2 separate regions of the Homo sapiens genome follow, and region 2 is linked to region 1. A link is an interaction called in ENCODE POLR2A ChIA-PET data of the cell type or tissue named here. Cell type or tissue: PC-9. All regions are shown on one strand. Each heading gives the region's core, and the rest is flanking DNA. Links, peaks and the distances in the headings are about the cores only.

Region 1 (5,487 bases), core at 195-5,194:
CACTGCTGCCCCCACAGGGAGCCCGATTCTCAAAGTTCTTCCCTCCCATGAGCTGCATCCTCTGCGTTCAGAAGTACCTGTGGGAGCCTCAGGGCCACTTGCAGACAAATACCTGCCTCATCCAAGTCCCCAGGAATGAGTCCACACAAGGCATGAATAGGTGTTGTCATTCATTCTCTCATTAACTCCTGCTTTCGGTGAACGTATCCTGAGCTCAGACTGTGGCAAGGTGCTGGGCTAAGCCCTGGGAATCCAGTCCAGATCAAATTTGGACTCTCCCCTCAAGGAGCCCACAGCCAAGTGTGCAGACAGCCCAGAGGGTTCGACATTCTATGATAATAGTAAGCACACGATAGGGGACAGCCAGAAAGAAAAAGAGGCTATGCCTGCAGCGCAGAGATGAAAAGTTTTAGAAGAGGGGGAGGGGAGGTGAACAAGCATCCCAAGGCAGCAGGAGGACATTGTTCTCCCCTGATGTGCAGATTGTCATAGCGCCATCCGCTGGTACCTAGACATGTGGACAGGTGTACTCAGGGGCACACCCCCGTTAGGGATTCTTTGAACACACGCTGCAGATGAAGAAAGAAAGCACTAAAGAGCAGGGAGGGTAGAGCTCAGGATGATCTCAGGTAGAGGAGGAGATCTAGCAGGCTAGTGAGAAGGACTTGAGTTGCAGAGAGCAAGAAAGTGCTCAGTGCCTAGATAGGGCTGGCGAATATTTACTGAGGGATGATGGTGAAATTGACATGAAGATCTTGGGATCTTAGCAGCACAATCTGATCTTCTCCTGTTGCCGTCTCTGTGAGAAGAAATGGACTAATTTTATCCACACAAGCAAATTGACTCTAGATGTTGATGCATAAAGCCGTATTTGAATATGTTCATTGTGTGATTTACTAGTATACTAACTTAATATACTTTACATTAAAAGCATGAGATATTTTCTAGTTTAAAAATGATTTTGAAATGTGGTATAGCAGAATCAAAGATCTCATTACTCTAATTCTGGTTTTGTCACCAGCTGTGTGACCTAAGGCAAGTCACCTCTAATTGGCTTATCTGTAAAATGGGGCTACCAGTAGCAGCGTAGCCCACTCATAGTCATGGTGGTGTTGAAATGCAGGAATGTACATGAAAATGCTTGAAACTTATAAATGGCTACACAAACGCAGGCTATTATTTCTTTGTATATTTTGCATAATAATGCCGATTTAAGGATTTTTTAAATTCCTAATACAGATGACGGAGTGCAATGTTTAAACACAGCCCTAAGATAAACGTGTGCTAGGAAGTAGATGATAACTCAGTCTGTGCTGATGTTGCATAAATGTTTTACTTTTTGAAGACTTGGAGATTTCTGAAACAACTAACTTATGTACTCCATGTTTGAAATTAGCCCTTTTATAATGGAAAAAGCTATGGTTGAGTGAAAAAATGCATCACTTATGGAAGAGAAGCAACTTACATACATTGACTTTGTCAAAGGGAAAATTTAATTTGTTTTTGAAAAATGTTGTAGGAGGTTTCCCCTGTACCCTGCATTTTCGAGTAAGATTTTTTATACCTGATCCCAACACACTGCAGCAAGAACAAACCAGGTAACAACATTTTTTTAAAGTTTTCTGTTTAGTGTATAAAAATGAGTAACCACTAAAAATGTACTCTTCATTTTATTACTATGGCCAAATAACTTCATTTGGGTGTAACTACACCAACAATGATGATCCAAGTAAAAATCTGGGGTGCACATACTGACATTTTAATCACCTAATGAGTTTTCAGTCTTGGGCCTGCTTCTCTTATCTCCTGATTTGCTGCCATTCCCAGCATACTCCCATCTGCCACCTCCTACCTCTCCCACCTCCTTCCACCTCCCTGGCCTCTCCTGCCTGCTGAACACACTGTGCTCAAAGGACAAAAAGTCATTTTCTACCAATGTAGGCAGGATGTAGAAGACAAATTTGTAAAATAGTCATCCACAGGTCAAATAGCATGATGTCTCTGAAGAGCTAAAATCAAGGCTCTTGAAGATAACAAGACATCTCTTGTTATAAGAATTTTCTTTCTTTTTTTTTGTTTTGAGACGGAGTCTCTCTCTTCACCCTGGCTGGAGCGCAGAGGTGCGAGCTTGGCTCACTGCAACCTCCGCCTCCCAGGTTCAAGCGATCCTCCCACCTCAGCCTCCCGAGTAGCTAGGATTACAGGCAGGTACCACCATGCCTGGCTAATTTTTTTTTTTTTTTTTTTTAACGGAGATGGGGTTTCCATGTCGTCCAGGCTGGTCTCAAACTCCTGACCTCAAGTGATCTGCCTGCCTCAGCCTCCCAAGGTGCTGGGATTATAGGCATGAGTCACCAGGCCAGCTTTGTTATAAGAATTTTCTATCAGATCCCCAGTTTGCAAGAGTTAGAAAGGAGAGCAGGCTGGATTCAGCTTGTCTTCTCAGTGAATCAGCAAGTACAGGAAATATGTGAACCAGATAAGGGAAAGAGGGCTGTGATAGGAGTTGTTTACCCCTCAGGGCTTGGAGTCTCTCCCAACCCTGGGCTGGTACTGGGGTTTTTCTAGGTGTGAGGGACAGAGTAATTGGAATGGAGTAGGAGAGTGTAGCACAAGAAAGTTGTTGCTGTTTTAACACAGACTGCACAAACAAACTTTCCCTCCCCTGTGGCAACGTTAAGCCCTTTTATTATTGATCCATTTATTTTTCTTAGGGAGGGAAGCTATAGAAAAAAAGCAATAGATGCTTAGTATTGAATCCTGTTTTACATTCATCGTGGCCAAAAGACATAATCAAGGAGGCAGCATTAACTCAGACACAGAGTGTTGCCTTGTTAATTTTTTTTAGCAGTAATTACATCACATTTTAACTTGTAATATGTTGAAAGGCCAAATATTAATCTGTTACTGTATTTTGCCTTCTTTGTGCACCTCCTCCCTCTACTATAGCAGACACTGGGAATTTGACTGTATTTTTTATTACTTTTTAAGCCAATGTCCAAGGTGTCTGGTATGACACATCCGGTGACCACACAGAAGCATGCCCTGTCCTCTGAGTTTTCCCCATACCAGCTCTTTATGCTGGTAAACTGGGGATAGGATAGAAACACTCAGCCCAGCAGGTTACTTCATAAGCTGACGGACACAGAGCTGGTGATGAAATCTATAAGAATGTGTTTGAAATGACCCTACCAAGGTTTCCTCAGGCCAGTACTAAATAACACACTCTGGGCCAGGCATGGTGGCTCATACTTGTGAGCTTCCCAGCACTTCAGGAACCCAAGGCGGGAGGGTCACTTGAGGCCAGGAGTTTGAAACCAGCCTGGGCCACATAGCAAGACCCTGCCTCTACAAAAATAAAAATAAAAAAGTAGTCAGGTGTGGTGGTGCATGTGTCAGCATCTCAGGAGGCTAACTAGGAGGATCACTTGAGCCCAGAAGTTCAAGGCTGCAGTGAGCCATGATCAAGCCATGTACTCCAGCCTAAGTGATCGACTGAGACCCTGTTGCAGAAAAAAAAAAAAGGCTCTGTTGAAGGGATGTCTTAAAAACAACATAATATGTGTGTGTTTACATGTATATGTGTCTTTTATATATATTATATATAATGTGTGTGATTATGTATGTATGTACATGTGTACGTGTGTGTGGTTCTAACCAGTGGGTTTTTTAAAAATCACAACTCCAAAGTAAAAATATATTTTGTTTCAGAATACAGTACACATATATAAATTACTGAAGCAAACGTTTTATAAAACTATAGTAAGTACCAGGTACTCTGAAGTTTTCTATTCTGTTTTATTTCCTTTTTTTTTTTTTTTTTTTTTGAGACGGAGCTCGCTCTGTCACCCAGGCTGGAGTGCAGTGGCGCGCTCTCAGCTCACTGTAACCTCGGCCTCCCGGGTTCAAGCGATTCTCCTGCCTCAGCCTCCTGAGTAGCTAGGACTACAGGCGTGTGCCATCAAGCCCAGCTAATTTTTGTATCTTTAGGAGAGGTGGGGTTTCACCATGTTGGCCAGGATGGTCTCGATCTCTTGACCTTGTGATCTGCCCGCCTCGGCCTCCCAAAGTGCTGGGATTACAGGCATGAGCCTCTGTGCCCGGCCTTACTTCCTTTTTTTAAAAACTTGCCAACTGTGACGCATTAAATTGATTGTACAACCAACTGGGAGGTTCCAACCCCAAGTCTGGACGGCACTGCCTAAACTAGTGATTGTCACCTGCCTCCTGCCTTCCCATAACACTAGAGCCCCAGGTTTGTGGCATCCACTGGGCACATTAGAGCCCTCCAGTGGCCAAACTTGAGGGAGAGGTTTCCTACGGCCAGTGCAACCTAGGAGTTTGTCTCCAGGGCCCATCCTGGCCATTGGCCATCCACTTCCATACGCTGTGGAAGAGAAGCCCACTTCTCTGGGAGCTGACAAAATCTTCCTGCTGAGCCTTCCTGTCATTTGAGGGACATCTGTGGAAATGTAGGGCATTCATGATGGAGAGAAGCCTCGGGCACAAATGAAGGCTGCCTTCAGGTGTCCGAAGAGTAGTCATGGGAAAAGGGGAACTAGATGTGCAGGGTCGTAGAATTGTGGCCAGTGGGTGGAGGCTACAGGGAGGCAGATTTTAGCACAGAATGAGTAATAAACAGTGTGTGTCTGTCTCTTCTAAAATTCACTGGTTGACAACTGACACCCCACCCCCACCTTCCATCTTAAGAAGGGTGGTATCCCGTTGTGGAGTAGAATGTAACTATGACCTTCTGGGATTTGGGCACCAGATTTATCTTACTGCAACAGGAGCCATGGTGGGAGCCACCCCCATAACTCTTATAGAGCTGGTGGGCCACCAGGACTGCCAGATATATATATATATTTTTTGAAACAGGGTCTTGCTATGTTGCCCAGACTGGCCTCAAACTCCTGGACTCAAAGGATCCTCCCTCAGCCTCCTGAGTAGCTGGGATTATAGGCACATACCACCACGACTAGCTGCCAGATCATCTTATCTTGGACCAGGCTTCTACCATTAATTCACATGCTTTAAAAAAATTAAAAATTAAAAAAATGAAAAATAAAAAAACTTAAAAGATTTTACCTATATTCCTGGAACATAGTTATCTTACCCCAGCTTTGTAGTTCCTGTTTAAGGAAATTCCCTCTGAAGGAAATTTTAGCTCTCAAGAGTCAAAGAAGATGTATAGAGGTGGTATCTGTTAGTTTTTGTTTGTTTGTTAAGGATCTAGGCAGAGAGGTCATTACATTTTTCTGAAGTTGAGGTCACAGGTGGGGTACCCACAAGAGAGGTCATTACATTTCTGAAGTTAGGCATCCCAGGCATCTCTTCTAAAGAACTATCCTGTATTCTAATTGTTAAATAAATATCTTCTTCATTGTGAGCCTCCACAACTGCTGTTTCTGATAAATTTAGATCATTCTTTGCAGAATTTTATATACTGGCAATCTCAAAACTAGGCTCCTTCAAGATTCCTAGGAA
Region 2 (5,487 bases), core at 140-5,139, 830 kb before region 1:
TCAGTGGATTCCATTGGGAGCCAAATCTGCCACATACAGATCAAAAAAGCTCTGTACCTGTGGCAACTCTGGCTTCTCACAGCATCTGATTGCCCTGTTCTCAGGAGAACTGGAAGAAACAGCCCTGAGTCTACTCTAGGGATATTACTGAGAACATTGCAAATCACACCACATCAGAACAAATTTATCCTGGTTTCAGCAAGAGGAATTCTTCTTCTTCAGAGTAGCTGGTTTTTACTTCGTGGACACTATGAACCATGAAGCTGAGCACAATTCTCATAGTGGATGCTGAAATGTTCCCTAAATCCCCAGTACCAAGTAGAAAGTCTCAACCACTGCTTACTGTGGCTATTGGCTGCTAATGGCTCTTAGCTGCCCCACTTCTCCCAAGAATGACCCTTGTCTGATGGGAGTGCTTTGTCTAAAAGGTTATGACGCTTCCAAAGGCATCCATAGTCAATGACTCATTTTGGGGTACAAAAGGCCCCCATTCCTTTCAGGATGGAGACTACAATCTTTAACATGGCTACAGGGCCATATGTGATCTCATCTCCATCTACTTCTCTACCTTCATCTCATAACCCTCTGACCCCCACCTACACACACACACACACACACACACACACACACACACACACACACACCCGCATGCACATGCACACACAGAGACATGCCACGCTGGCTTCCTTCCAATATGGAAAGTTGATAAGTTTGGTTGGGCATGGTGGCTCATGCCTGTAATCCTAGCACTTTGGGAGGCAGAGGTGGGAGGATTGCTTGAGGCCAGGAATTCAAGACCAACCTGGCCAACATAGTGAGACCCTGTCTCTATTTTTTTAAATTGAATAAATAAAAGAAAGGCAATAAGTTCTTTCCTACCACAGGGTCTTTTTTACATGCTGTTTCCTCCTTCTGCTATGCTTCTCCCTGTACCCTATTTGCCTATTTACCTTTAGCCCAAAGGACTCTCCCTCCAGGAAGCCTTCCATGATTCCTCAGGTTATAAAAGGGCCCCTCGCTTTTACATTTTAACAGCATGATGTAGCTCTCCTGCCACTTACTGCACATTTGCAACTTGACATTTACTCCTGGGTTTTTTGTTTGTTTGTTTTGTTTTTTTTCTGAGACAGAGTCTCATTCTGTCACCCAGGCTTGAGTGCAGTGCTGTGATCTTGGCTCACTGCAACCTCCACCTCCCGGGTTCAAGCTATTCTTGTGCCTCAGCCTCCCGAGTAGCTGGGATTACAGGTGCGCACCACCACGCCCAGCTAATTTTTTTGTATTTTAGTACAGATGGGGTTTCACCATGTTGCCCATGGTGGTCTAGAACGCCTGAGCTCAGGCAATCTGCCCACCTCAGCATTCCAAAGTGCTAGGATTACAGGTGTGAGTCACCGTGCCTGGCTCTCCTGTTGTTATTTGATTAAGACCTATTCCTTTTTATTAAGCTATGTACTCCACAAGGCTTTAATTTCTTTCACGCCACTGTGCCTGTCCCCAAATATATGCCAATATCGGGCACATGGTGGGCACGCAATGAATACTGATTCACTAAGTAAGTAAATCAGGCTGTGGTAACCTCCCTCAGCCAGCTGCATTTATACTGACAGGCAGCATAGTACAATAGTTAACTGAGTACGTGAACTCTGAAACCATGCAGTTCAGGATTAGGTCCTGGATCTGCCATCTCAAACTGTGAAGTTTGGGGCAAGTTAATTCACATTATTGTGGCTCAGCTTCCTCCTCTGTAAAATGAGGTAATAGTTCTGTATTTCATTGAATCTAGGATGCCTTTGATTACAATACACACCATGTACTACAATGAAAAACAATCCTGTTACATTAGAATCCAATGCTTACTCAGACTTTTTCCATACAAAACTACCATCTGTTCCAGCAATAGGACTGGTGAAGCCGCATTTCCTAGAGAAATGCTCCACTGTGCATGCCTCATCTAACTCCCAGCTCCATCTTGGAGACTTTCTTCCATGCTGTTGGCACCCATTCTGCAAGATGATCTGAACAGCAGGTGTCAACAGAAGGTTTCAGACAAGAACCAGGAACATATAAACAACAAGTAACCCAACACATGCCGTATCAGCAATGTTCATAATTCACCTGAACTGCTGAAAATATGAACAGCTCTGGCCAAGTGCAACACCCCCAGTATCTCCATCGGCACTTCCACTCTACTGACAGTAATAATAAGAGACCATGGCTTGTAAGATGCATCTCAATTTCAGAAAAGTTAAGATATGAAAATAGTAAATTTATGAACTACGGTAGATCTTAGGTTGTTGTGAGAATTAAGTACATTAAAGTATATAAATTTTATATATTCAAAATTTGGGATCCATGGAGAGTTCCTTTGGGCACAATCTGTTCCTGTGAAACCTTAAACATACAATAACAAATCATCATTATCTCCAAGCAGATATTACTGCCTCTGCCAGGCAGTCTTCCACCAAGTGTCCTCTCTCTTGGCACCTCTAGAAGGATCAAGCCAACTGATGTCTCCCCTAAACACTCAGCACAGCTATCGGAGAAATCTATTCTCTTTTTTTTTTTAGTTTCTTTTTTCAGACAAAGTCTCTCTCTGTCACCCAGGCTGGAGTGCAGTGGTGCCATCTCAACTCACTGCAACCTCTGCCTCCGGGGTTCAAGCAATTCTCCTGCCTCAGCCTCCCGAGTAGCTGGGACTACAGGTATGTGCCACCGCAACCAGCTAATTCTTGTGTTTTTAGTGGAGAAGAGGTTTCACCATGTTGGCCAAGCTGGTCTCAAACTCCTGACCTTAGGTGATCCACCCACCTCGGCCTCCCAAAGTGCTGAGATTACAAGCATGAGCCACCACGCCTGGCTAGATGAATCTATTCTTTCATTCTGTGTAGTAATGGAAACAATTTGGAGACTGGAGACATTCAGGCTTGTTCAGTTGTGCAGTGGTGGGATTACAACTGCCCACTAGAATATCGGTGCCATCAAGGAAGGAATTTTCACCTGCTTATTCACTGTCATATCCTCAGTGCCCAGAAGTGTGGCTGGCACTTGGCACCAACTGCATAAAGTTGAATGAATGATAGAATAATTTCATTATATTTGCTAGAGTTAATAATGGTGGGCTGAGATAATTCACACTGTAGAGGATATGATTCATAGCTGAGTCAAATGTAAAAAAGTCTTTGATCTTTAGTCTCTCCTTTTCCATGGAAGCCTTTAAAATATCCCAGTTTTATGGGACAATCTTAGTGGAAATAAACTTAGTAAGTTGAAATTACATAATTAATTATATACTATGTCAATTATAATTACTTATTGATCCAAGGCTCATCATGGATCACCTGGCAACAGTGAACAACAACAACAAAAAAAAGTAGCAGGTGTTTGGACTTAGTTCGTGCTTGCTCATTCATTAGATGAGGATTCCCACCCCCCACCCCCACCGCCCACCTGGAAATCCTAAGCAGTTTTATTTGGCTCAGAAATTGAAAGCTGCAATCCAAGGGCTTCAGACACCTCTGTTTCTCTTTCTGGCTTCTGGCCTGGAAGATATTTTATTGTTAAGCTGCTTTTCCATATATCTAATCCTATTTATTAGAAGTTGATTTTATATTTTAAGTTTCAGTCTTCTAATGATGCAGTTTTACACAATGGATAAAAAACACAGACTGAAGTCAGCCTCTCACAGCTTGGATCGCAGCTCCATAATTTACTAGCTGTGTGACACTGAGCACATTACTTAACCTTTCTGTGCTTTAGTTTCAGAATCTGTAAAATAGGAATAAATATAGTACTTACATTACTAGATTGTAATGAGGATTAAACAAATAAGCAATGCCTTCAACACACTAAGTGTCACATAACTGGTAAATGAATAAATAAATAAAATACACTTCGGTTCCCAAAAAGCTTTTCTTAACAATTGATTATATGATAGTTTAGGCATGTGATAGAAGTTACTATAAACAGGTTTATATCAGACTTGTATTTGCACGTCTAGTGAAAACATAAATGTAGCTCCTACATGAAGGCTTGATTTTTTTTCACAGACTGTTCTGGTGGAGTATGGTCTAAGGTCTTTGGTGGCATACGACAGAAACTCACACTGGCTACCTTAAGCAAAGCCATTAGAGGGGCTGGCTAGAATCAAGCTACACAGAAAGAACAGGAATCAGGTATTTCCATTTCTGGGGATTTCAAGAACAGGGATCCATGGCGAGTTCGTTTGGGAATAATCCCAAGAAGATTTTCCCTCTTGCATCACTCCCTTGGAGATCTAAAATCTGTGAGAAATCACACGCCCACCTTCGGGGCTAATGGTTGAGAGCAGATGTGTGACCTGGGTGGCTGGTCCCAACAGGATTGCAGGGCATGAAGGAGAGAGTTATACAAAGGAAAAGCAGAATGCTATTCTCAAAGAAGTGGGGAAAGTTGCTAGGCAGGCCAAAGTAGCAGCTGTCCACCATATGAAGAAAAACGGAGGGAGGGCAGTGTTCTCTAAAATCCTGTTTATGTTTGCACTGTAGGCCTTTCCAAAAATTTAAATATGTTTCTCTCCTCAGAGGGTACTCCCTGAGAGGCTGTCTCATGCTCTTCATCCTCCAAGCCTTCATGCAAAAAGAGCAAGAATCTGGCAATCATCATAAATTGCTTTCTCTGGCCTAATGAAGCAGATCTCCAGTTGTTTGTGTTGCATTAATTTAAATACTAATCTTTGAAATACAGTTTCATAATATCAATAATTTCTAGTTCAACCAAAACAACATTATGCTATACTTTCAGATTTCAGCAAATGATAAGGTTACAAAAGCACTTCACATATTCATGAATCTTCTTTTTAGTTGGGTTGGTTTTGGCTGTAAGTACCAGAACACACAACTTGAAGTTGCTTAAGCCAAATAAAAATGAACCTGTGCACATAACTGGATATCCAGATGGAGAACAGCCTTCAGGGAACTTAATCCAGTAGTCCCAGCTCCACACCTGAGCAACTACCAGGATGCTTTCTGCCCTTGTTTTCTCTCTGTGTTCATCTCTGGCTGGAAGCAGGATGGCTACAAAATTTCTAGACCTCGCCACTACACACAAAAATATCTGGATGAAGATAAGATCATTTCTTTTCTTATTACTATTATAAATAGAGATGGGGGTCTCACCTTGTTGTCCAGGCTGGTCTCTTAAGTCCTGGGCTCAAGCCATCTGCCCGCCTCGGCTTCCCAAAGTTTTGAAATTACAGGCGTGAGCCACCACACCTGGTCAAGATCGTTTCTTTATTCGGGTATCAGGAATAAGGTAACTTTCCCTGGAATCCTCCAGCAAACCTTCCTCTCATCTCATTGGCCCAGATTGGGTCATGTGCTCAGTCTTAAAATAACCCAGTGGCCACGGCAGTGTCATCTGCTAACTGGCTTGATGAAATTTTATTTTATTTTTTCTTTTCCTTTTCTTTTACTTTTGAGACAGAGTCTCGCTCTGTTGCCTAGGCTG

The links. ChIA-PET counts read pairs that join two places held together with the same protein. Peaks named below come from ENCODE experiments on the same cell type or tissue, not always from the same donor. Only the 100,000 strongest peaks of a DNase experiment are listed, where the experiment ranks them.
Region 2: POLR2A ChIA-PET joins it to region 1 with 20 read pairs; 1 of 35 experiments calls an interaction of 5 or more read pairs at or near these places.

Annotation. Positions count from the first base shown.
Region 1 is chr9:109,450,607-109,456,093 of GRCh38, reverse strand. PTPN3 (protein tyrosine phosphatase non-receptor type 3) reads left to right here. Exons shown (of 26, transcript NM_002829.4): 5 at 1,520-1,598. Among named protein-coding and RNA genes, the nearest start is that of PTPN3, 45 kb to the left of the region's middle. In PC-9, for the core only: no CTCF peak of the experiment used is centred there; DNase peaks (open chromatin) are centred at 2,453 and 3,133; H3K4me3 peaks cover 288 bases; H3K27ac peaks cover 4,175 bases.
Region 2 is chr9:110,275,945-110,281,431 of GRCh38, reverse strand. It overlaps LOC107987114 (a long non-coding RNA gene), which reads left to right and starts at 4,056. Exons shown (of 3, transcript XR_001746890.1): 1 at 4,056-4,175. All of the region lies in intron 1 of LOC124902246 (a long non-coding RNA gene), which reads right to left. RefSeq lists an enhancer at 2,435-3,634. In PC-9, for the core only: no CTCF peak of the experiment used is centred there; DNase peaks (open chromatin) are centred at 1,431 and 3,151; H3K27ac peaks cover 1,916 bases.